Linked DNA regions of Homo sapiens: regions 1, 3, 4, 5, 6 and 7 are each linked to region 2. The links are chromatin contacts, found by Hi-C or POLR2A ChIA-PET in ENCODE. All regions are on one chromosome and are shown on one strand. The core of a region is the stretch at or near the end of the contact, and the rest is flanking DNA. Distances in the headings are between cores, read along the strand shown.

Region 1 (3,432 bases), core at 892-3,391, 660 kb before region 2:
CTTCAGCTCTTTTAGAGCTTTATTCAAATACCACCTTCCCAGTGGGGCTTTCCCTAGCCTTCCTGTTTGATATTGCAAACACTTCTCCTCCTGCCCCAGCATATGACATTTTGCATCTGCATCTCCTCTTTCTACTTTATTTGCCCCCTCAGCACAGTTCACTATCATATTGTATATATACATATATTTACTTTTTCTTGCTTATTTCTATCTTGTACACTAGAATACAAACACGATGAAGGCAGGGATTTTTTTTTTCCTGCTATATCACCCGGTTTAGGACAGGGCTTGGCACACAGTGGGTATACAAAAATCTGTTTTAAGAAAGCAGAGGCCGGGCGTGGTGGCTCACGCTTGTAAATCCAGCACTTTAGGAGGCCGAGGTGGGTGGATCACTTGGGTCCAGGAGTTCGAGACCAGCCTAGCCAACATGGCAAAACCCCGTCTCTACTAAAAATACAAAAATTAGCCAGGTGTGGTGGCCGGCACCTGTAATCCTAGCTACTTGGGGAGGCTGAGGCAGGGAGAATTGCTTGAAGCCGGGAGGCAGAGGTTGCAGTGAGCCGAGATCACACCACTACCCTCCAGCCTGGGCGACAGAATGAAACTCCGTCTCAAAAAAAAAAAAAAAAAAAAAAGTAGATAAAATTTGAGGATAAAACATTAAAGAATACTTATATAAGAGTAATTCTGAAAGTGGGGGTGACAGACAGAATAACAGAGTTCAGTGATGCAGAGTTTTGCTGTTCTGATTTGCTATAGGGCAGTGCTTAGAGAAAACAGAGAAGGGAATGGAACATAGGTTTATTAACCAGTGGTCTCTAAAGTGTGGTAGCACAGCAGGGTGTGGTGGCTCAACACCTGTAATCCAAGCACTTTGGGAGGCTGAGGCAGGAGGATTGCTTAAGAGCAGGAGTTTGAGACCAGCCTGGGAAATCTAGTCAGACGGCGTCTCTACTGAAAATGAAAAAAATTAGCCAGGAATGGTGGTGTGTATCTGTAGTCCCAGCTACTCAGGAGGTAGAGGTGGAAGAATTGCTTGAGCCTGGGAGGTTGAGGCTGTGGTGAGCTGTGATTGCACCACTGCAGTCCAGCCTCGGCAACAGAGCAAGACCCTGTCTTAAACAAAAAAAGAAGTGGTAGCACAAGATGATCCATTGCAACGAAGGGCCAAAGTGTTAGAGTTATGTTGAGCTTATAACCTTAGAGACATAATAAGTGGACTTTCACCAGTGCCCTCAGTCTGGGTCAGACGGGAAGAGTGAAGTGGGACACTCAAATGTTAGAAGTAATTAATCCTAGCACTTTGGGAGGCCAAAGTGGGCGGATCACAAGGTCAGGAGATCGAGAGCATCCTGACCAACATGGTGAAACCCTGTCTCTACTAAAAATACAAAAACTAGCTGGGCATGGTGGCGGGCGCTTGTTATCCCAGCTACTTGGGAGGCTGAGGCAGGAGAATGGCGTGAACCCGGAAGGTGGAGCTTGCAGTGAGCCGAGATCACGCCACTGCACTCCAGCCTGGCGACAGAGTGAGACTCCGTCTCAAAAAAAAAAAAAAAAAGAAGAAGTAATTACATACTTACATTATTATTTATTCCTACCCTGCTTTACATGTACTAGAAGACTTTTACATGAGGGAAGTAAGCAAAGAAGGTTGCAAGAGGATAACCTAGTAAAAGAACTCTGATGTCTGAATGGCTTCCCTTCATGTCTTGCTTCATTACCCTAACATTTTAGATAAAGGGAAATTTAATTCCTTGAACAAATTAAGTAGCATTTAAATATAAAGATTACTTTGATAAAAGAGTTAAGCCATAAAGATTATCTTTCTTGAGAATGCATTTAGAAGACCTAAATACAACTTTTTCTCCTCCTTGGCCAGAATACTGACATTCCCTTAATACAACTAAGTAAAAGTGTTCTATTAGGCCATGACAAAATAACAGTTCTGCTTGAACAGCAAACACCCAACTGATCATTTAAATTGCCTGAATTTTTAAAACTTGAATTTGATAGAAAATGAGCCAGGTTTTTCCCTGTTAGAAGAGATTGTTTTTACCTGTTAGAAGAAAATGCAGGCAACTTTGGGAAGGACGTGCAACTTTTATGGTTACGAAGCCACTATTTAAATAGTCTAACATGCAACTTACAGGTGCCAACTCCCTAGCAAGGCTTAACTTAGAAAAGGCCTCAATTATTCAACCACTAACAAAGTTCCTTTATTAGTAAGAGATGCTTTTAAAAAAGAACCAGATACTTTAAAGTGTTACATTAAATGCAAACTCTTCATCTATTTCAAATGAGTATTTTTGGAGTGTGGAATAGAGTTGTTCACAGTTTTCACTTCTGGTTTCTCATTCTCGATTATGCAAAAATGAACTCACAGAGACGAATTCAATTATGTATTTTGAAAAGTATTTACTTAGTTTAAATAAATTAATTGCAAATAAAAATTAAGCTACAATATATAGCCTGAATAAAAATGACTAGAACAAATACAACACAGGACTTGCTTTCTTGCATTAGTCACAAAGCATGTGACAATCTAGAAAACTTCAAAATCAATTACATTTCTTTGAAAAAGGGGTAACAGCAGTTACTGATACATCACAACTAATAAACTTATAATACAAGTTTCCTGACATGCATTTCCTGAGTGAACCCAAATGATCATTTTTTAAAACAAGGAAGTTTCGACAGTTGAAGTAAAATAAAATAATTCATGGCTTCTAAGCAACAAGTTTTGTTTTTTAAAAACCAAAAGAAAATTCAGAACAGTTTTGTAATAGGATAAATTAAAGGTATGCTACCACATATAAAACTTTGCTACAGTCAGTTAAGTATTATACAACTTTTCAAACTAAAGGAAAACAAATCAAAATATTAAAAGAAGATACTGTCTAATCTAAAAGTGTACTGGTTTCTACAAGTGTCAAAAAAAGATTTGATGTAGTGCAACTGTCTATACTTGTGGTGCCTTTGAAAAAAGGGTGGGAAGGAGGGGAGAGAAGAAACTTTTCTTGCTTCTGGAAGCAAAAGACATATTGGAATTAGAGAATAAACAGACCATGCAGTGCGTCACTCCACGCTGCAGTCATTGGTGCTCATCTGCCAACCAAACATTTCCTTAAGTCTCACTGTGGCAATCTCCTTAGGATTCAAACCCAGAGTTAAGGCTGGTCTGCTAAAAACGGGGGCACTATTGTCATTCAACCCTTTAGATCTCTAGATTTCCTAATGCCCGAATAAGGCCAAATACAGAATAATTAATTAAGCATTTCTTTTTCCAAAAGCAAATCAAGTCACTCTCCTTTCTTGCTAATTTATACTTTTTCTTATGGCAATGATTTTTTTCTAGAAACAGTGAACAGATGAACCACAGTTTATATCCAAAAAATAAACTTGCCAAATGCTGCTGATACTAAAAAC
Region 2 (3,286 bases), core at 726-3,225:
CTCTAGATTAAAAGTATAAATCTCATAAAACATTAGGCATATTGATAAAAATTTTGATTATTTTATTGATAACAATAAATTTATCTTTACAAAAAATTGTCTAAAAAACATATTCATATTTCAAGATATGCAAAGCACATAAGAGTTAAACTTGCAAAGATGCACCAAAGACTACTCAAGATCTTTGCATATATTAACTCATTCTGTGCGATCACAATAACCCTATGAAGTAGGTGCTATTATTTCCATTTTACAGATGAGGAAACTGAGGCTAACTTGGCCAAGGTCACAAAGATAATGAGGAAAAGCTGGGGTTTAAACTTACGGAATCTGGTTCTGGAAGCCCCACTTTTTTTTTTTTTTTTTTTTAATTATTTTGTAGAGACCGGATCTCACCATCTTGACCAGGTTGGTCTCAAATTCCTGAGCTCAAGCCATCCTCCCACCTCAGCCTCCCAAAGTGCTAGGATTACAGGCATGAACCAGCGTGAGGTCCTACTCTTAACCACTACACTAGACACCTCTCTAAGACTGCTGGTGATGATGGGGTAGCTAACCTGGAGTGCTCTGTGACATGTACTCTCATGCAACCTTACAACAACCCCTTGAGAAGTCATTCTTTCCATCTACAGGACAAAACCCACAAAAGCCAGGTTAGAAACGTCCCCCAAGGTCACACAGCCAGTGAGGGATGGTGGTAAGATTCAAACTCTGGCAGCATGGCTCCCTTGTGCTATGAGGTCTTTCAATAATTCAGTCTTACACTCATAAAAAAGGTCACATGATAAAATTTACTAAACAATTCAAAAAGGTTTTGTGTAAGTCTTCCTGAAACACTCTGGAAGGTTTTGGGGCTTATGACAAGCATTTCTTTAAGACAGCATTTACATTTAAGTCACTTTTCATCTTTACTACTTTGGGCTGATCATAAACACATTTCTGCTCTTTAAAAAGAAATATTTCTGTAGCAACTTGGCAGATTTCGGTACAGGAACAGTCTATTCTTTAAAATTAAATTTAGTAACAACTTATTCTGGTTACTCTGAAAGAGAAGGAGAGAATGAACTATTAAGAGGCCTTTCCTGTACTTTAATGTTTCAAAACATGTTTGGTTTGGCCTCATTTGAATCTTGTGGACAACTAGCCCAGAACTTGACTCAAAAAGAGTAATACCATTTTAAAACAGCTGAATTCTAAAAAGCAACCTCAGAAGCCAACTCTGAGCAACTATTTCTCATAATTTTTACTTTTATTTCAAACAAAATATGAAAGATGCATATGGCAACATCCTCATAAAGCATATATAGACAGGTATTTGTACTTCTGAGCTATGGACAACCAAGAAACCAAATCAAAATTTTACAAAATTCTGTAGTATGACATTGCTGAACAAGCAATGAAGTACACAAAAGATGGATATCAAAAGAGAAATAATCCATATTTCTCTCATATCCTTAACATGCTCCATTGTGTCCAGTGACTGAGAAATTTAAAACTCTGTGTTGTAATGCCTCCCTGTAACAGAGGTGAGCTAAAGATGAAGTGTCAAGCTGGATTTCCATCTTACCTTGCTTTCCCCCAACAGGTTCAAAGACTTCATAACCTTTGATACGGACTTGATATTTTTTCAATAGGGAACCCATAAAACTATTTTCAAATAAAAACACTAAGCAATGCCACTAGACAATCTGTCTTTCTCTGCTTTATCGCTGCCCTATCGCCACGCATTAAAATTAAAAATACCTTTCTGCCTTGCCTTTATTGAATAAAAGTTTAACTTTGAATTAGAAGAAAACGTACCCATCGTCCCTTTTACACTTTTTGCAGGTGATAGAATCTATCAGATCACATTGGTGGCTATCACTGCTCTCTAAGCATCCTAAAGACAGAAAGCATGCCATTACCAAATGTTTTATAAGCGTTATAATGCCCCGATGGTGGAAGTCTGGCAATACCTAGATATACAGCAAGGCTGGTGAATAAGGAGCTGAGGGGCGGAGGAAGCGGGAGCGAGGGAGGGAGGAAAGGAGGGAGTCGCCACCTTAAATCCACGCCGGACCGGGAACCTGCAGCCCACAACCTGATCCCTGCCCTCCCCAACAGTGGACCGGCCACCACATTTTTTCAGATCCTCCTCACCCAACCCAGCACAGCACTCACCCTTCTGCGAAGAAGTCGGCACCCAGTCCAGCTCCGAGACGGGTCGGGGTGGCAGCGAGGGAGGGGGCGTCTGGGCTGTGGGCGGGGGGTGTCTGTGCGTCACTCGAGTACAGGACGGTGAGTTCGAGGGGTGGGAGCGCAGAGGAGCGGGGAAATCAAGTCACGGCCGAAAAGGGAGAAGGAGAAACGGAGGGGTGGGGTGATGGAGCGCCCCCTCCCTAAAATAAACCCACCGGCCCCTACGATCTCTGCCCCAGAGAGGGAAAATAAAATCAGGGGAAATAATAGACCAACCAATAAATCTCTAAAACGACGAGGAGCGAGGAACAGACTTTAATTTAAAGGGGGGAAAATTGAGCGAGGGCTGGAGGGGAGACAGAGGGAAGCGGCTCTGGGTCTATCCCATGCCTTTGCAGTCCCCAGGCAGAGGAGGAGGCTGGCTGAGGGGAAGTTGCAGCGGCTCCCGAGGAGGAGGAGGAGAAGGAGGAGGAGGATGTTACACCGTAACAAGTACAGACAGACAGCCATGGATCAGAGGGGCGCTGCAAGCAGGAGCAGGGGCGGCCGCGGCGGGGCGAGCGGCGGCGGGCGGCAGCACCGCCTGCTCGGCTCGCTCAAGACATTTAATTGGATTGATGGGTTGTGCAGTGACTCACAGACTTTACAGAGTCGTACAGCAATCCCCGCCCAGCTGGACAGGGGTGATGCGGCGGGGACGGGCGGGGTAAGGGGGCCGAGAAAGAGGTGAGCTAGGAGGCGGCGACGAGAGGGTGAGGAGCTGAGGGGGCGGAGCGGAGCGGAGCTACCCAATGGTGAGGCCCATCGTTCCGACGGGCGTGGGCCTCGACCTATGGCGGCGCGGCTCGTTAAGCGGCTGGCTGCACCCCTGGCCCAATGAGTCTTCTAAGGACACTGCCGCGAGCGGGGCGGGGGCAGTGGAGTGGGGGGTGGGGAGAGGTGGGTGGACGTTCAAGTGTGGGGTGGAGGGAAGGAGGAGGCGCCGGAGACCCGCGGAGTCACTCGGCCCTCCTCGCTCCAGAAGTGCGCCTTCTGCCAATCCGAGCGCCTCGCGGGAGTGATGGACGCGAGCGTGTGGCCAATGGGGAGGAGAGGGCTTCCGCAGCCG
Region 3 (3,372 bases), core at 48-2,547, 550 kb after region 2:
TTCAGAGGTATAATATTCCACTTTTAAACAGAGGGCTGTCTAACCTCGACAGCGAACTTGCAATCTGCCTGTGACCAAGGAGTGAGGAAGTCCTCCCCTCTCACAGTAAATGTTAGGTTGGAAGGTGGGGTTCCTGGGGCCGGCCAGCCAGTGGCCTGGGAAGCAGCTGAGAGCCTCTCCCCATTTTCCCTAACTGTGGACTTGGTTTCTGGATCATCCTGCTTCTTAGGCCCTGGTGCTTCAAGAGAAAGTTGAATTGGCCCCGAGAGGCCACCACACCCACCGTGTGGTCCCTCCTCCAGGCCAAGCTGCAGCCTGGAGGTCAGCCTGACCCTCGGGGACTCCCAGCTCTGGGCAGAAGCCTCATCGTCCCTGCCAAGGTATGTGTCAGCCTCAAGGCAGCACACAATGTTTTGGTAACTTGCAGAGGCTGAATCCTAGAAAGACCGCGTGTTCCTGGCCGCTGGACGCTGGCCTTGGTGATGCTCGCCCCCGTCCCGGAAGCCCGATGCACCTGCTGGGAGTCAGCACCGGGCCGGGCCTTCCAGCCAGCTCTGCCAGCACATATTTCTAGGCTCAAGTCAGACTTGGGAAAGCATGGCCCTCTCCTGGCTCCACATCCTGCTCCCCCTGCACCCATGGAGCAGCTGACCCAGTTTTTGGTAGAAAAATGAAAATCTTTACCAGTCAGATGAGAGGAGAGGAAGCAAATGCCACGCTGCCCTAATTTAGCCCAGACACAACCCTCCTTCTGAGGAAGGGATGAGGAGCTTGGGCCTTCTCACTCTCTCTTTTCAGAGCATTTGGAACAAACTCCCAAAATACCAGAGGCTGAGTGCAAACCTCCTTTGCTGTCATCAAGAGGGAGGATGAATCATGCAAAACACGCAATTTCTATCATCCCAAAATACTGCACATATACTTACATTTAGTGTCATTTTACATGTGCGAGGTATTTTTTTAAAAAATTCTTTTCTCTTTCACTCCTTTTTTTTTTTTTTGCTAAACCAAAAACACCAGCTGTAAAACCCACTGCTTCCTTCCCCGCCAAGTCTGCAGTGGCAGGAGGCGGCGGCAGCAGACAGCAGGGCCCCCTGTGCTCTGAGTCAGGCCTCCCTCTCAGTGGCTCCCTGCCTGCAAAACAAACTTAAAAGCTGGTGAATGGGACGTAGGGGCCCGCAAGCATGCAGGGAGGCCTAAAATATTTGCAGAGGCACACACTGTTCGCAGAATGAAAGGCCACTATGTAAATATCTGGGCCCCGGGTGAGGCGAGGCATTCTGAAAGTGGCTTTTCTGTTAGTCGCATCAAGCCAGCGAGGAAGCAAAGGCATTCATTCAAAAACATCACGCAGGAGCCACACCACAACTTCCTGGCCCCAGAGGGTAGACTCGAAAGGGACCACAGCCCTGAGGCCTGAGTTTCAACCTTTCTCCTTCGCTGCACGTTTCACAGGATGGTTCTGTGACAGCCGACAATGTCAGCTTTTAGGGATAGGCAGACAGGATTGATTTTCTCTCCTTTGGCAGGGAAAAGGCTTTTTTGGAAGACACTCAAAAGGCAACCATAGTTACTGATGGAGCATGGCAAGCATGAGACAGAGGCAGCTATTACCCAGGCTCGACAAAAGAGGAAAAAACGTGGGATGGATTTTGCAACAAGCCCCAAATGTTGATTCCAAGGACCCGAGGATGAGTGTAGAAGCGGAGCAGGCACACCTGACACCCCTCGCGGCATCCCCTTCAGATTCCCGGGAAGTCTCACAGAGACATGAAACCTGGCATCAGCTCCCTGACCAAGATGAGACCATGAACCAGTCAGAATGTTCACGAATCACATTGTCCTGGGGATGCATTTAGAACATTCTTGGATTTCACACCATTCATGTTGCCCCCTCTGAGCCAGAATGGGGCAGACAGCCCCAGGAAGGAAGGAAGGAAATAGTTTTGTTTCACTCAATCTCTGTCAGTGGATAGCCTTCCACTTGGGCAGGAATTATCGTCTAGGTCAGACAGAACCCAGTTTCATCTTCTCTATCCTCCTCTCTCCAAAGCAACAAAGACTGCAATTTCCAGCATACAACAAAGAGAGGGAGAGAGAGAGAGAGAGAGAGAGAGAGAGAGAGAGAGAGAGAGAGAGCGAGCACTAGCTGAAGACACACATCATCTTTTTCAGGTGTTTAATTGCTAGAGGAAGTATCTTCAACAGTGGTAGAAAGGGGAGGGTGCTAAGAGTGGCCGCTCAAAGAAGCGATGTAAACTACATTTGATTCTCTGGTTTAATCAGAGATTTTAAGAGCTGAGCAGAAGATCCAACTGTAGGCTGGCTCAGAAATACCCCAGATAATGCTCACCAGGCATGAACATCTGAGCTAGACGGGCATAGATCCACAAGCGGAAGCTGCCAGCACCCAACTGGGAGGCTTAGGACAAGGCATTTGCCTTGTCTGATGGCCAAGGTCAAGCCTGGATAGAGGGCTCTCCATGCAATGGAAAAAATACCAACAAGGGGCCAGAGAAAAGAGAGTAGAGCCTGAAGGGGAGAAAACTGCCCTCAAGGGCCAGAGGTAGCAGGTCTCTCTGAACATTACTACTCTACAAGAAACAGAGGCTCATCTTAGATGACTGCAATTTAGGGTCCTCTGAATGACACAAGAAGATATGGCTTCAACGGAACTGGCCTAAGAAGGAAGGGGAATGACAAAACAGTCTAAGACGAGATACAAAGGGAGCTGTCTAAAATAAGAAGGCAATACAAAGTAACCAAAAATAGAAGACCAGAGTCAAAGCTGCAGTTGAAGGGAATGAGAGCAGAATTGACTACAAAACAGCCTGTTAACCAAGAGAGGAAGAGGCCACACACTTTGTTCTCAGGATCTCTGTACACTCTTAAAAATTACTAAGGAGGCCGGGCACAGTGGCTCACGCCTATAATCCCAGTACTTTGGGAGGCCAAGGTGGGAGAGTTGCTTGAGCCCAGGAGTTTGAGGTTAGTGTGCTACGATTGCACCACTACACTCCAGTTGGGGAGACAGAGGGAGACCTTGCTTCAAAAAAAGAGAAAGAAATAACTACATTTGCCAAATAAAAAATATTTTAGAGAACAGAAATACTGGCTTATATTTTGAAAACCTTTAATTAATAGAAGACAGCTGGATTCTCATATCTGCTTCTGAGTTCAATCTGTTGTAATGTGTTGTTTTGATTGAAGTATATGAAGAAAACCTGACCTTAGACAGATATGTTGTTGGAAAAGGGAAGAGAGTTTAATAGTCTTTTGAGAGATCCTTGTAGGTAGTCTTCTTTGATACTCTGCCAAAACTCATAGGTAATAATTTCTTAAAGGTTAGTCGTGGGAGGTTGGGTGCAGTGG
Region 4 (3,439 bases), core at 167-2,666, 820 kb after region 2:
CCGTGCCTGGCCAAGAAGTACGATTTTTGCAAAAAAAAAAAATTCATATAAGAACATGTCCTGGCTAAAAAAAACTAAAGAAATAAAGAATAAAAATAATTTTTAAAAGTCTTTTTTGTTTTTTAAAGCAACCAATTTGCTCCATAGTTATTATGTGAGAGATCTTTAGAATTGTGGATGGCTGGGAAACTACTCATTTGCCACTCATCAAGTAGATTGGTTTTGCTTTTGATTTCTTGGTGATTTCTTGAAAAATGTATCTGCCCTCCCCCCAGCCCCGCCCCGCAAATTCATATGTTGAAGCCCTTAATGGCCCAGAACTTCAGAATGTGACTGTAGATTGTATTTGGAGATAGGGCCTTTAAAGAAGTCATTAAGTTAAAACAGTCTTTAGGGTGGGCCCTAATTCAGTATTACTGGTATCTTTATAAGAAGTGGGGATTAGGACCCAGCCAACACGGGCTGAAGGACAGCCATGTGAGGACACAGTGGAAAGGTGGCTATCTGCAAGACTGGGCATGGTGGCTTACACCTGAAATCCCAGCACTTTGAGAGGCCGAGGTGAGAGGATTGCTTGAGCCCAGGAGTTCAAGACCAGCCTGTGCAATGTGGTGAAACCCTGTCTCTACAAAACAATACAAAAAATTAGCCAGGCATGGTGGCGTGCACCTGTAATCTCAGCTACTCGGGAGGCTGAGGTAGGAGAATTGCTTGAATCCAGGAGGTGGAGGTTGCAGTGAGCTGAGATCCAGCCACTGCACTCCAGTCTGGGCAACAGAGAAGACACTGTCTCAAAAAAAAAAAAAAAAAAAAAAAAGAGAAAAGAAAAAGATGGCCATTTGCAAACCAAGAAGAGAGGCCTCAAGAGAAAATAACTCTCCAACAAAACACTTTGGGCTTCTGTTAAGCCCCCAAGTTTGTTATGGCAGCCCCAGCAAACTAATACATTTGGTTTTTTTTTTTTTTTCTTTTTGAGATGGAGTCTTGCTCTGTCGCCCAGGCTGGAGTGCAGTGGCGCGATCTTGGCTCACTGCAAGCTCCGCCTCCCGGGTTCATGCCATTCTCCTGCCTCAGCCTCCCGAGTAGCTGGGACTACACGCGTCCGCCACCACGCCCGGCTAATTTTTTGTATTTTTAGTAGAGACGGGGTTTCACCGTGTTAGCCAGGATGGTCTGGATCTTCTGACCTCGTGATCCGCCCGCCTCGGCCTCCCAAAGTGCTGGGATTACAGGCGTGAGCCACCACGCCCGGCCACATTTGGGTTTTGTATGACTTGCTTCATTCAGGCCAAAGATAAATTGAGGAACATATATATATATTTGTATTGGACATTTGCTTGGATCCAAAATATGGCAAAATCAAGTCTGTTTATCTAGCGGGAACTTAGCCATTGACTACTTGAGGACTGTTTCTCTTCAAACCTTTGGGGACAGTGACATCTAGTGGTAGTTTCTTTTATATACCCTTTTCAGTTCTCTTCTGGCCGTACATTAGAATCACTTGAGGGGATGGGAAAAACAAAACAAAACAAAAAACAAAAGGCCTTGCGCGGTGGCTCAAGCCTGTAATCCTAGCACTTTGGGAGGCCGAGGCGGATGGATTGCCTGAGCTCAGGAGATCGAGACTAGCCTGGGCAACACAGTGAAACCCCATCTCTACTAAAAAAAAACAAACAAAAAACAAAAAGAAAATTAGCCGGGCGTGCGCCTGTAATCCCAGCTGCTCGGGAGGCTGAGGCAGGAGAATCACTTGAACCAGGGAGGCGGAGGTTGCAGTGAGCCAGGATCGCGCCACTGCACTCCAGCCTGGGTGACAGAGGGAGACGCTGTCTCAAAAAAAAAAAAAAAAAAAAAAAAAAAAAAAAAAAAAAAAAGGCCAATGCCTAGGCTTTACCTAGCCAATTATGCCAGAATCTCTGGGAATGGGAACCAGTCATCAGTATTTAAAAGGGCTTTCTACATTAGTCCAAAGTGTACCCAAGGTTGAGAAGCACAGATTCTTAATGAAAGCAACTCTGGATTGTAAAAATATGAGCTCATATTATGTTGCCATTTCTCACAATATGAAAAAGTTTGTTAACTTCTGCACTTATTTATTGTCCCTCTGCCTCCAAAGAAGGTAAAATACATGAGGGAGGGAGCACGGTCTGGTTAGCTTTTGGATGCCAAGAGCCTGGAACAGTGCTGCACAGTCTGGGCTCATAATAGCTTTTGTGAAATGAATGAATGAAAAATAGAGCATGGGACCAGGCGCCCGGTGGCTCACGCCTGTAATCCCAGCACTTTGGGAGGCCGGGGCGGGAGGATCACCTGAGGTCAGGAGTTCGAGACCAGCCTGGCCAATGTGGTTAAACCCCGTCTCTACTAAAAATACAAAAATTAGTTGGGCGTGGTGGTGGGTGCCCATAATCCCAGCTACTCAGGAGGCTGAGGCAGGACAATCGCTTGAACCCGGGAGGCAGAGGTTGTAGTGAGCCGAGATCGTGCCATTGCACTCCAGCCTGGGCAACAAGAGCTAAAAACTCTGTCTCAGAAAAGAAAAAGAAAAAGAAAAAGAAAAATAGAGCATGCTGTCAGGTTGCATTAATCTGGAATATGGCTGTCATGTGAAACAGCAGTCTCACTGTGAAGTTTAGGACATGTTATATTTGGTTCAATTGAAAGTAACTTATGGAATCTTATAGGATTCCAAATGTCTGAAACAGACGTTTCTTGGTCTGTCATACAACTTTGGTTGACTTCTTGGCATCTTTATGCCTCTGATCCTAGGAGAGGATTTTCTGAGTTTCAATATAGCAGCAGGTTCTCAATGTCTACTAAGTGTTCTAGTTAAAAAGAAATGTTAAACTATTAGCTTTTCTTCTGTGCTTTTCTCCCCATTGTCTTGAGGCTTAGAAAGTTCTATATTATTACAAAACCAGTGAAATACACACTTACAACATTTCTAGTTTTAAAACTACTTCTTTTTTATATTTTATGGCCTAAAATAACTGGGATTAAATTTTCTGCGTATGGTGCATAGTGAGTATTGAACTTTCTATTCTTTTCTTAACCCTGAGAGTCCATCTTCCCCACATGACTTGCGGATACTCCATGACTTTGCTCATTTGTGATGCACACTTTTTCCCGCAGTAAGTCTTTTTATATACTAATGTGAGAGGTGTTAGAATGGGACTTTTCCTGGCAAAGTGTGTGGAAAACAATTCCTCACTTGCAGACTCTCAAGGGAAATCTCTGGGGAACTGCTCCCTGACTTTTGGACATCCTTAAAAACAGAGATGAGAGAAAGAAAAAGAACAAGCCTTGGTGAAGAGGTTTCTTTGGAGAGAGTTGTTGCTGTGCTCTTGGGCCCCCAACTTCCCTTTTCAGGGAGGAGTGGGAAGTGCTCATTCTAACTCCAGGCTTGAGACCGCTGGGGGAATTTCAAAAAGTGGTTTCC
Region 5 (3,060 bases), core at 67-2,566, 640 kb before region 2:
TTCCTACTCACTGTCTTTATATATTCTCTCTATATTTTAAAATCTGAGTAAAAGAATTCTTCAAAATGAATTCCTAGGCTGGGCATGGTGGCTCATGCCCGTAATCCCAGCACTTTGGGAGGCCAAGGTGAGAGGATCACTTGAGGCCAGGAGTTTGAGACCAGCCTGCGCAACATAGTAAGACTCCCGTCTCTACAAAAGATTTAAAAAAAAAAAAGTAAAAACAGAAAACATTAGCCAAATGTCATGGCATGCACCTATAGCCCCAGCTACTCAGAAAGCTGAGGTGGGAGGATCACTTGTGCCCAGGAGTTTGAGGCTACAGTGAGCTGTGATCCTCCAGCCTGGGTGACGGAGAGAAACTCTGTCTCAAAAAAAAAGAAAAAAAAAAAAAAATTCCTGAAGTCATGTACTTGAGAACTTTAAATGAGTATGTACATAAAAAACATCCGAATGTCTCGATTACTGGCTTCATTTGTTGGTCTTCAATTAAGTTAGTTTGACCTCATGTATTCAGCCCTATCCCAATGTTATCTAGCACCAAGAACATGAAATAGCACCATTAATTCTACTCAAGACTAGAAGAAATGCTAAAGAAAATCTTCCTAATAAAACTGTCTTCTATTTTATCTATTACTTTGAAACTTTGCTTGATACTCGAAAGCATGTTGCTCTCATTAGCAGGAACTAAACTTCCAGAGTTAAAAAAAAATTTTAAAATAAACATATTCTGGAATAGTGTTATTTTCTTTGTGGGCTGGGAGAACATGAAAAGTTACTCATAAAATATGTATTTATTAGGAATAGTATTATTAATTTGACTGTTAAACATTCTAATCATTTCCTTTTTAAGGGCCAGTGAAATACAATTATTTTCATATCAAGTCTTCCCAAAGGAAAGACTTTGTATAATATCTGTCAGTTTCACCTAAAGAAGAAAAACTGAGAAATCAATCTTTGTCTCTCAACCTAACAAATGTTTTCTTTCATTATTTACATCACACACAGCCTTTTGCTTACTACCTACTAAACACAAGTACAAAATTCCTGCCCTAAAAAAAAAAGCAAAACAAATACTAAGCAAGGGACAAAACAAATCTTATGCAGATTGTTTACATATCTTCTGAGCACTTCTATTTTAGTGGGCAAGTGGGTAGGCATAATGGGGTACTGAGAAAAAAAGGAAAATGTTTTAAAACATGAAAATGTTATAACATTTTTTTATGATGAAAAACAATGTGGACTGCATATATTATCTCAGATAAAACAGATTTCCATCTATACTAGAGTTTCCTTGTGGCTGATTTCAAAAGGATGACTCAAACAGAAAGAACTGCTTTAGTATGTTTGCGGTGGAACCATTTTATGAAACCAATTCAGCTGATGACTGGAGTTTAATTCATAGCAGTTTCTTGATAAGAGTGAAAATTTAATCACCTTCTTCATTCTTTTGCAACCAGCAGGAGTAACACATAGCATTTTTACATAAAAGGAGAAATAATGGTGTGCAGTAGTAGTTGGAGGTTACTACTTTCTGCTAGTGTCTTTTAGCTTCTCAACACAGCAGTGGAGGAAGTGAAGTCTATGTTCCCCTTCCCAAGATACAGGACACCACCTGTGTAAATTCCCACCCTCCTCTCTTAGAGAAGCCAAATAGCATGCTGATAGTATATCACCTACAGGGATAACTTATTTCATCCTGATGGAAAAGGAGTTAACATCTTTCCTAGGGACAGTATTTGTTCCTTTAACTGGGGCTTCTCAACTTGGGCATTACTGACATTTTGACATTGTGGGGCACTGGCCTGTGCATTGTAGGGGGTTCAGCAGTATCTCTGGCCTTTCTGTTCTACCTAGATGCCAGTAGAACATTCTAGTTGTGACTTTAAAAATGCCTCAACTTCCTATCTCCCCACTACTCACTCCCCTACCTTGTGAGAACCACTGCTCTAATCTTGAAGACAACATACATTGTTCTTAGGATGGAAATTTCCCCTTTTTTTGGCATACTTCTTGGCACACAGTAAGGTACTTAATGTTTGCTTACTAACATTATACTGATACTGATAATAAAAGGTTATTTATACTAAGACTTGTGTTAGTAAAGGCCGTGTAGTTGAAGGCGGGTGTAGTTTCAGTATTTTACTAGAATTGATAGGGGCTGAGAGTGAGAATGAGAATCTTGCCTTGATGGCAATTAATGATTAATGTTTCTGTACATTTAAAATATTTTAATATTGTGGCTACCTCTCTCAAATGGTTGAAGGAAAGCGACTAGAGCTGGAGTGGCCACAGAAGTAGCTATAAGGCTACTGCTGGGTAGCCTGCTGTTTAGAGAAAGGCAAATCTTTGGAGGCTAGATAAGTATCTTCTGGACTAAGGGGCCCATATTTAGAAAAATTAAAAGCAGGTTTTGGCAAGCATGGGAGAATTCTTTTAGGTCAACAGAGGGTGTCAATTTGAATCAACCTTGGGGTAAGGTCTATCTTGAACTTGCATAGAATGGTAATTAGCCAAATGCTTTCACGTAAGATTATTTTATTTGACCCCCATAATAGCCCTGTGAATTGGGTAGGAAAGTCTGAACTCTATTTTCCAGATAAGGGAACTGAGTAGGTCAGAAAAGCCCAGTGACTGAAGGCCAAAGAACTCTGGCAGAGCTAGGACTGAGATCCACATGTTAACTCAACATACATTACCCCATTTAATTTCTATTACAACTATAAAGTACAATCATTTGTCCCCATTTTATAAATGGAGAAACTGAAGCTACCAGAGGTAAAGTGGTCCAGATTTTCTAATGTCATTACTCCACACCCTAGACAAGGTAGAATGGGGCTAATTCCTAAACAGACTAAAAGACCCTATTACAGGACCATTTAGAAGACTAGAATGTATTCACATGTAAAATAAACTGTAAAAAAGTTATACTTCAGCATAGATTAGTAACAACTATTCAATTATGAGTAGTGCTGAGATTATCTGAACCTTTGTCACTTCCTCAATGTTCATTGTATTTGTCAACCATTTCCTGGTAGTGACCAACGACAAATATTTCAG
Region 6 (3,137 bases), core at 411-2,910, 730 kb before region 2:
ATAGCCAAATTACAATAAAATCGCAAACATCTACTGTCGTCCCAAACAACTATCAATTACAGCTACTGGTAACCTATCATAAGCAATGATGAGCACTACGAACCATCAACATCCATTTCTAGGAAATCCGATTCTGACTACACTACAAATACAGTCAAACAAATCCCATCATTCCCTCTGTTCCATCATTTAACTGCTTAGAAATCATTTAGGCTCTGAAGGTGCTTTTTCCAATTAGAACTCCCCTTCGGATTTATAAAAGTGAATGTACATCAAAATCTGCAGTTTAGGTTATCGCAGTAATATTTCTCGGTATACTACAAGTAATTTATCACGGTATTACTTAAAGGCGTTTAGTATTAAGACCGCCCTTGATTTGACAAATCAGAAATACAGCCAATTAAAAACAAAAACAGTCCAAACAATTTAATTCTTCGAAAGAGCCTCAATAAAGACCAAAAAATAAAGCTGGTTAGAAGAAAAAAATTTTTTTTTGAAACGCCTGTCAGTCAAAATGCTAAAAATACCATCTTGAACTCAACACATGAACAGACCAAACGGCTAATTATAATTGGCAAGCCAAAGTTCCCAAGTCAACGACGGGAGAGCAGAAACGGCAGAGAGGGCCTGCCCTTTCTGTCTATGCAGAGATGGAAGGAGGCAGAACTGAAGAAAATTATTGCACAAATTATTTCAAGCTACATTGCCAAAATGCAAAATACTGAGTAACTCTTTGGGTTAGCCTTCCCCGGAGAGAAAAACAAACAAATGTTTTAACGATTCCAGTAGAATCCAATAGGACTAAGGGCCTGGCTGGAAAAAGAAAAGGAAAGTTTGGGGGCAGCGTCTAAGGGGGTGATGGAAGTTCCAGAGCTGGGATCCCGGAAAGATAAGAGAGGGGCAAGAGCGGCGTTTGCGGTCGCTGACAGGAGGCAGGGAACACAGCTGCCAGCCCCGATCCCGGAGGGAGAGTGAAAAGGAAAAAAAAAAAAAAAAAAGGAAGTGGCGGAGAGGAGCATGGAAGCTTCAGTGCCGGTCAGCTGTGACCGAAACTCGGTCCGTTTGGGGCTGGGGAGGAGAGCCGAGGGGGTGGGGTCTCGGTCCCTCTCTCCGCTGTAGGTCGGGGTGAGAGTGGGCTGAGACGCGCGGGGGGCCGCGGGGCACACCTACCTGCGGGTCCCGGGGCAGCCGCCCTGAGCGAGGCCTAGTGCATCGCCGCCGCCTCCAGCCCTCCACGTCGCACCGAGGCTGCTGCTCCACGGCCGCCGCCGCCCGGCGCCCGGCCGGGCCCGAGCCCGGGTTCCCGCCCCCGCCCCGCGCCCGCTGGCCAGTCGGCCCGGGGAGCACAGGGCCGCCCTCTCGAGCCCAGCTTCACTCAGGGGTGAGAGGTGGCAGCGGCGGCTCCCTCACGTCTCTCCCGGGTGTCCTGTCAGCCAGCAGTTTCCCCCGGGTCCGCAGCGCCGCCTCCGCCGCTGCTGCCACCGCCTCTCCCACATCCCCGGCCTCCAGGGGAGCCGCCGCCGCCGCGCCACGACCACTGCCTCTAGCGCTTCTGCTCCCGACTCCACTGCTTTCCCTCACCCCGCCGGCCCAGCCGGCTCGGCCCGGTCGGGTGCGGGGAGACAGCGCCGGAGGCCGCCGCAGCCCCCAGCCCACAATCCACCGCGCGGCTCCGCCGGGGCGGGAGGGCCGCGGCCCGGGCCGGGGGGAGCGCCCGCCGCCTGGGGAAAGCGGCCTTGGCGCAGGCCGGCGTGCCCGTCGCAGGCGCAGCCAGAGTTCTCTCGGGGCGGGGAATACACCGCGTGGCTCCCCTGCGCCTCCTCTAATAGTCCTACACGCAGACAAATCCACGCTGAATTCCACTTTCCCCACCACCCTTCCCCCCAACTCCCAGTTTTCAGGAACACCCAGAAAACCTCCTGCCGCCTTCCCCGGGACTGGGACGCGACCCCTCCAGCGTAGCCCTCGCCACCCCCAAGACCAACCGACTCGAAACATCCCTAAATCACCCGGGACCTATTAAAGCAAATACTTCCACGAGATTCCTCCTCTCCCCCACCCCCTCGAAGTAAATGCTTTTCAGCTGTTCCCTAGTAAATGCCCTTCCAAAGGTTAAAGGTCACCCCTCCGCAACAACCCAGTTCTCTCTATTGAGGCCTTTTCCCCATCCAGTCCTCCCCTCCAAGTCTTCCCCAAGTTCCAGGCCTTCCTCCCAGACACTGTAATCAGTTATTCCTGTTACTTGACTGAGATACTTGGAGTGTGTATGATAATTAATACCTTCTAATTCTGACTTCAGCCTGGTTTCACAGGACTTGCAACTTTAAACCAATAAAACACAGTCCACAAGAAAGGGAAGGTCTTAGTATATAAATATAAAGACACACACACACACACACACACACATATATTTTAGGAAGAAAAAGATCCTCAATCCTTTGAGTGCTTGTGACTTAATTTTGGGAAGATTTTATTCAATGTTGAAATTCTTGCCTAAAAATAAATTTCAAGCATTTATAAGACATAGTATGTTTTAACAAATCAAAAGTGAAAATGTAACTCTTATAGTTGGGGGGTTGAAAAAAATGTTGATCCAAGTTTCACTTCTAAGAAGTCACTTTGAAAACTGCAAACATAACTTTTATGAAATAATATTTTCCCCACCAAAGAGCTAAAGTTGGGGAAAGAGGACAAAAAGTAAGGAAGCATCAAAAATAGTTGAGAGAAAACTCTTACATTATATTTTTCTAAGTTCAATCCTCTAAAATTATGTAAGAAACAAAGTGAGAAAATCATTCCCCAATATGAAATAAATTTAACTGTAAAAGAGTGAAGTCCTCTTAAATCCCTGATCACTTATAAAACCAGATGAGTTTACATAGAAGCAGAGTAGAATGGTGGTTACCAAAGACTGGGGGGTAAAGGGTGATGAGGAAAGGGGAAATGTGAGTCAAAGGGTATAAAGTTTCAGGTAGGAGGAATAAATTTTAGTGATCTATTGCACAGCACGATGACCACAGTTAATAACAATGTATTTAATATTCCAGAATAGCTAAAAGAGTACTTTCTTTGTTTTGTTTTGTTGAGACTGTGTCTGGCTCTGTTGCCCAGGCCAGAGTGCAGTGGCATGATCTTGG
Region 7 (3,385 bases), core at 348-2,847, 610 kb before region 2:
TTCGACACAGTAAAGGACAATGCCATTTCTGAAACAAAAGATCATGTGCAATGAAAACAAAGTAACATTTTGCAGAGTAAGAAAAAGTAAAGAGCCTGTGAACCGAAACAGATGACCTTTTCTTATATATAAAGCTTCAGTTTTTAGCACAACCAGCACCTTATGAATAAAGTTCTCAATAACATTTGTTGATATACTGTTTGATGACTAAACGACAGGAATATTGTTGGTGCTGTTAAAACCAAGGCACATTTCCTTGTGTGTAGTGATTAAAATCTGTTAAATGTACATTTTTAAAAAACCTCTGCCCTCTGTCCCCTTCTTGCTCTCTTGCCTCTAACAGACCTGCACGTACAAAAATAAAAGTAGATGGTGACGTGAGTTTATGATTTACATTAATTTCCCTACTCGGAGCATTTTTCACTAAGTCTTTAGAGGTTTTAAGATTCAAACACTATGTAAGAAGAATTATGGTTTGAACTACGTAACAATTACCTAGACATCTTTTGGACTTCAGTTAACCTGTAAGTAAAATGAGCATCTTTAACTTTTCCACGGGGCTTTGGAGAACGGGTTCTTCCTCATAAACGCTTTCATATACTCAGACACGAGGCGCGGTAGAAGATCAAGCGTATCCATCAATTTGAGAGCTTTTCACGACCTCAGTTTACCCACTTAGGGAAACGGGCGTATTAACTTGTTTCCTAGGGGACCCGGGGGTGAAATTAATTAGCGTGTTTAAAATGCTCTGAGATCCAAAGATGAAAGGAAATGTGAAAGACGCGCAGAGATGATGACAACAATCATAACAATAAAAAGAATGACTAACTTGAAGTCTGCGTTATGTAAGGGAGGAAAAGAAGTTATCAGATCCGCACAAACAAAAGGGAAACCCACCGCCCCTTTTGTTTCTCCCATTTCCCTCTCCTCCCCGCCACCCGCAGAGCTCCCCTCTCGCAGCCGGAGCGCGCGGCCAGCCAGGCGCGGGGCTCGGAGTTGGCCGCCGCGCGCCCCGCTCCCGGGCGGAGGGGGAGGCCGCGTAGGGCCGGTTCCTGACAAAGGCGCTTCCTCGAGCCAGGGCGCGGGATGCAGGCGCCGCAAACTCCGCTCCCCGCCGCAGCGGGGGCGCGCAGGCGGGCGGGGAGAGCCGGCTGCTGGCCGCCGGGGAAGCCGCCGAGGAAGTTGCGCGCCCGCCCTCCCCGCGCCCCTCGGCGGCCCCGCCGCCATCCATCCCGCGGCGCCCCGCGGTCACACTTACCGGACAATTGCTGGTGGCCGGGATCCCAGAGCGGCCCCCGAGACCCGAGGCGAGAGGGTGAAGTGTTGTGCGCGGGGAGCGCGAGCAGACAGCCCGCCGTTCCGCCGCTGCCCTCCGCGCCCGCCAGCCGAGCCCAGCGAGGGGAAGTTGACCACGGAGCCGAGCGCTGAGGAGCCGCGGACGCAGGGAGAGGCGTTGGGGCTGCTTTGTGGTGCGCTCCCGGAGGGCTGGGGACCAATTCGACCGCACCGCGGGACTAGGGCTGCTGCCGCTGCTGCTAGTGGAGGCGGCGGCGGCGCCCCCCGACGGTCCCTCCGCCTCACACCGCCTCTGGGTCACTGACATACACTCGCAAGGAGGGGAGGGGTCTAGCCGGGGGGCGGGGCCTGAGGGAGGGGACCGGGCAGGGCCACAGCGGAAGGCGGTGTCGCCGCACCGAGAAGGCTCTTGGGAATTGTAGTTCTCCGGTTGAAGAAAAAAGGGATTCATTGTTGTCCAGCACCCTACCAGGCTCGCTCTGCACTGAGCATGCTCGAGGGCGAGGTTTGGACCGCCCCCTCCCACCGTTACCATGGTCACCGACACACTTAGCGAACGTGTTCAGTGCTGCTGTTGGCTGAACAAGGACGGTCTTGTATTATGGTGTTGTTGGGGATCCAACCCTTAGACGGTCCTTCCTACTTTTCTCCACCTCCAACTCCTAGCCTTACCAGTCATAAGTACCCAGTGAGGTCTGACTTTCTCTCCATATTTCAGTCTTCCCTGCTGCGTAATTTATCTTCCACAAACCCTAAATCACAAATACCTCTGTCCCTCACTTCCCTCAATTGAATCTTCTCCGGCTAAATTCAATTTTCTTTACCTAAGACTTGTCGAAATGTAGTTGTTTCCAGTAATTGAACAATTAGGTTATAAAACTTAGGAATATCACCACTATCAAAGTCCCGTAATTAATTACTTTGCTCAGTTAGTCACATCTAACTTTAAGATTAGCAAAGGCAAAGTACAGAATTAAGACCCCTATATTTTACTTGATTACTATAAAAGAATCCGGGTTCGTTCATTTTAAGGCCTACAATTTTTAAGACATACAAATTTCATAAAGTATACGTTCAAAAGACAAGTTGAAAATTGTTTATGTGTATTGGCCAACTTTAGTTTGGTAATAAGAGAAGTCTGAACCAAGGTATGAGTATGTTGTTGGGCTGGTCAGCTAAGTCTACACCCATCTTGGGCACCCAGGTGTGGAAAGGTGGTAGGGAGGAGGGTGGAGAAAGGCAGGACACATTACTGGCTCTCCGGAGAGCTAAAGGCAACGCGTCCTGAGCGCTTTTGTTTTCCTTCTCCACCTACCTAGAACCCCACACCCTGGAAGAAAAAGATTAATGCTTAGGAATCAGACACACTTTTGGAGCAAGGCTTTCAGAGAGTCTCAAGATCAGAAATCCTTATATCTACAGACTATATAATTATACACTCATTCAAAAAATGCTTGTTGAGTGTCTACTTGTGCTAGGCACTGTTTTGAGCCCCAGAAATAGAGATACAAAAATGTAAAAGAAACATTCTTATTTTCAGAGTGCTTACTATGCAAAGGAGGAGACAGGTAAATAGACTTAATTTGAGAAGTACTACAATAGGAAAATGCAAAGCTACCCACAGATGTGGGCAAAATCAGGAAATGCTTCAAAGATCACTTGAGATAACTAGGAATTAACATGTTTGTGTATTTTGGTAGGGGAGGAGGAAGAGAGAGGTGGGTGAGAGCATTGGGGGTGGTGTTGGGGAGAGCATCAAGCACAAATACCTAAAGGTGTGAGACCCAAACGTATTTTGGTTCAGCAAATAGTTGCATTGCTGGCAGTAGAATGGAGTTGGGGGAGTGGCAAGAGGAGACACTGAAAAAGGTAAGGGAGACAGCTTAGGTAATGAAGAATCTTGCACAATATGCTAAGGAACATGAACCTTTTCCTGGAAACAATGGGAAGCCACACAAGGATTGTAAGCAGATGGAATTTTGATAAGATAGGCATTTTAGAAAGATCACTCTATGGAGTGTGGTATGTATGGGACCTGTTACAGTATTACAGGGGAAAAAACCATGAGAGACTGAACTAAGGTAAGGCA

What was found. A loop is a pair of places that touch in the nucleus more often than their neighbours do. ChIA-PET counts read pairs that join two places held with the same protein, here RNA polymerase II (POLR2A). Pooled maps may share reads with other maps.
Region 1: a loop to region 2 is called in a pooled map, with 3 times the contacts of the local background. The contact joins two enhancer-like sites. A Hi-C loop is called at or near these places in 1 of 168 maps with a recorded cell type or tissue (naive thymus-derived CD4-positive, alpha-beta T cell) and 5 of 50 pooled maps. POLR2A ChIA-PET finds 5 or more read pairs at or near these places in 2 of 52 experiments (OCI-LY7 and activated CD4-positive, alpha-beta T cell).
Region 3: a loop to region 2 is called in a pooled map, with 8 times the contacts of the local background. The contact joins two enhancer-like sites. A Hi-C loop is called at or near these places in 4 of 50 pooled maps. POLR2A ChIA-PET finds 5 or more read pairs at or near these places in 2 of 52 experiments (activated CD4-positive, alpha-beta T cell and activated T-cell).
Region 4: a loop to region 2 is called in a map of chondrocyte, with 8 times the contacts of the local background. The contact joins two enhancer-like sites. A Hi-C loop is called at or near these places in 1 of 168 maps with a recorded cell type or tissue (chondrocyte), 1 of 37 single-sample maps with no recorded cell type and 8 of 50 pooled maps. POLR2A ChIA-PET finds 5 or more read pairs at or near these places in 2 of 52 experiments (SK-N-SH and activated T-cell).
Region 5: a loop to region 2 is called in a pooled map, with 2.8 times the contacts of the local background. The contact joins two enhancer-like sites. A Hi-C loop is called at or near these places in 1 of 168 maps with a recorded cell type or tissue (naive thymus-derived CD4-positive, alpha-beta T cell) and 5 of 50 pooled maps. POLR2A ChIA-PET finds 5 or more read pairs at or near these places in 2 of 52 experiments (OCI-LY7 and activated CD4-positive, alpha-beta T cell).
Region 6: a pooled map shows a loop between it and region 2 (9-fold over the local background). The contact joins the promoter of VPS54 here to the enhancer-like site in region 2. A Hi-C loop is called at or near these places in 11 of 50 pooled maps.
Region 7: a loop to region 2 is called in a map of OCI-LY7, with 6 times the contacts of the local background. The contact joins the promoter of PELI1 here to the enhancer-like site in region 2. A Hi-C loop is called at or near these places in 5 of 168 maps with a recorded cell type or tissue (B cell, CD8-positive, alpha-beta T cell, OCI-LY7 and 1 more), 2 of 37 single-sample maps with no recorded cell type and 17 of 50 pooled maps. POLR2A ChIA-PET finds 5 or more read pairs at or near these places in 1 of 52 experiments (GM10248).

Annotation. Positions count from the first base shown.
Region 1 is chr2:64,090,455-64,093,886 of GRCh38, forward strand. It overlaps PELI1 (pellino E3 ubiquitin protein ligase 1), which reads right to left. Exons shown (of 7, transcript NM_020651.4): 7 at 2,198-3,432. Among named protein-coding and RNA genes, the nearest start is that of PELI1, 52 kb to the right of the region's middle. Within about 2 kb of position 2,142, at least 3 of the 41 ENCODE cell types and tissues checked have a DNase peak (open chromatin) inside an H3K27ac peak, as active enhancers do; they include OCI-LY7, where a contact is called at or near this core.
Region 2 is chr2:64,748,121-64,751,406 of GRCh38, forward strand. No RefSeq gene overlaps it. Among named protein-coding and RNA genes, the nearest start is that of SERTAD2, 96 kb to the left of the region's middle. RefSeq lists silencers at 2,202-2,271, 2,603-3,286. Within about 2 kb of position 1,976, at least 36 of the 41 ENCODE cell types and tissues checked have a DNase peak (open chromatin) inside an H3K27ac peak, as active enhancers do; they include B cell, CD8-positive, alpha-beta T cell and OCI-LY7, where a contact is called at or near this core.
Region 3 is chr2:65,300,019-65,303,390 of GRCh38, forward strand. No RefSeq gene overlaps it. Among named protein-coding and RNA genes, the nearest start is that of ACTR2, 74 kb to the left of the region's middle. RefSeq lists an enhancer at 812-921. Within about 2 kb of position 1,298, at least 29 of the 41 ENCODE cell types and tissues checked have a DNase peak (open chromatin) inside an H3K27ac peak, as active enhancers do.
Region 4 is chr2:65,571,880-65,575,318 of GRCh38, forward strand. No RefSeq gene overlaps it. Among named protein-coding and RNA genes, the nearest start is that of LINC03050, 29 kb to the right of the region's middle. Within about 2 kb of position 1,417, at least 2 of the 41 ENCODE cell types and tissues checked have a DNase peak (open chromatin) inside an H3K27ac peak, as active enhancers do.
Region 5 is chr2:64,112,920-64,115,979 of GRCh38, forward strand. All of the region lies in intron 1 of PELI1 (pellino E3 ubiquitin protein ligase 1), which reads right to left. Among named protein-coding and RNA genes, the nearest start is that of PELI1, 30 kb to the right of the region's middle. RefSeq lists an enhancer at 1,205-1,284. Within about 2 kb of position 1,317, at least 5 of the 41 ENCODE cell types and tissues checked have a DNase peak (open chromatin) inside an H3K27ac peak, as active enhancers do.
Region 6 is chr2:64,017,768-64,020,904 of GRCh38, forward strand. VPS54 (VPS54 subunit of GARP complex) reads right to left here and starts at 1,661. Exons shown (of 23, transcript NM_016516.3): 1 at 1,171-1,661. RefSeq lists an enhancer at 845-914 and a silencer at 1,075-1,784.
Region 7 is chr2:64,142,823-64,146,207 of GRCh38, forward strand. It overlaps PELI1 (pellino E3 ubiquitin protein ligase 1), which reads right to left and starts at 1,598. Exons shown (of 7, transcript NM_020651.4): 1 at 1,259-1,598. RefSeq lists silencers at 1,046-1,115, 1,126-1,195, 1,336-1,405, 1,486-1,675, 1,766-1,825.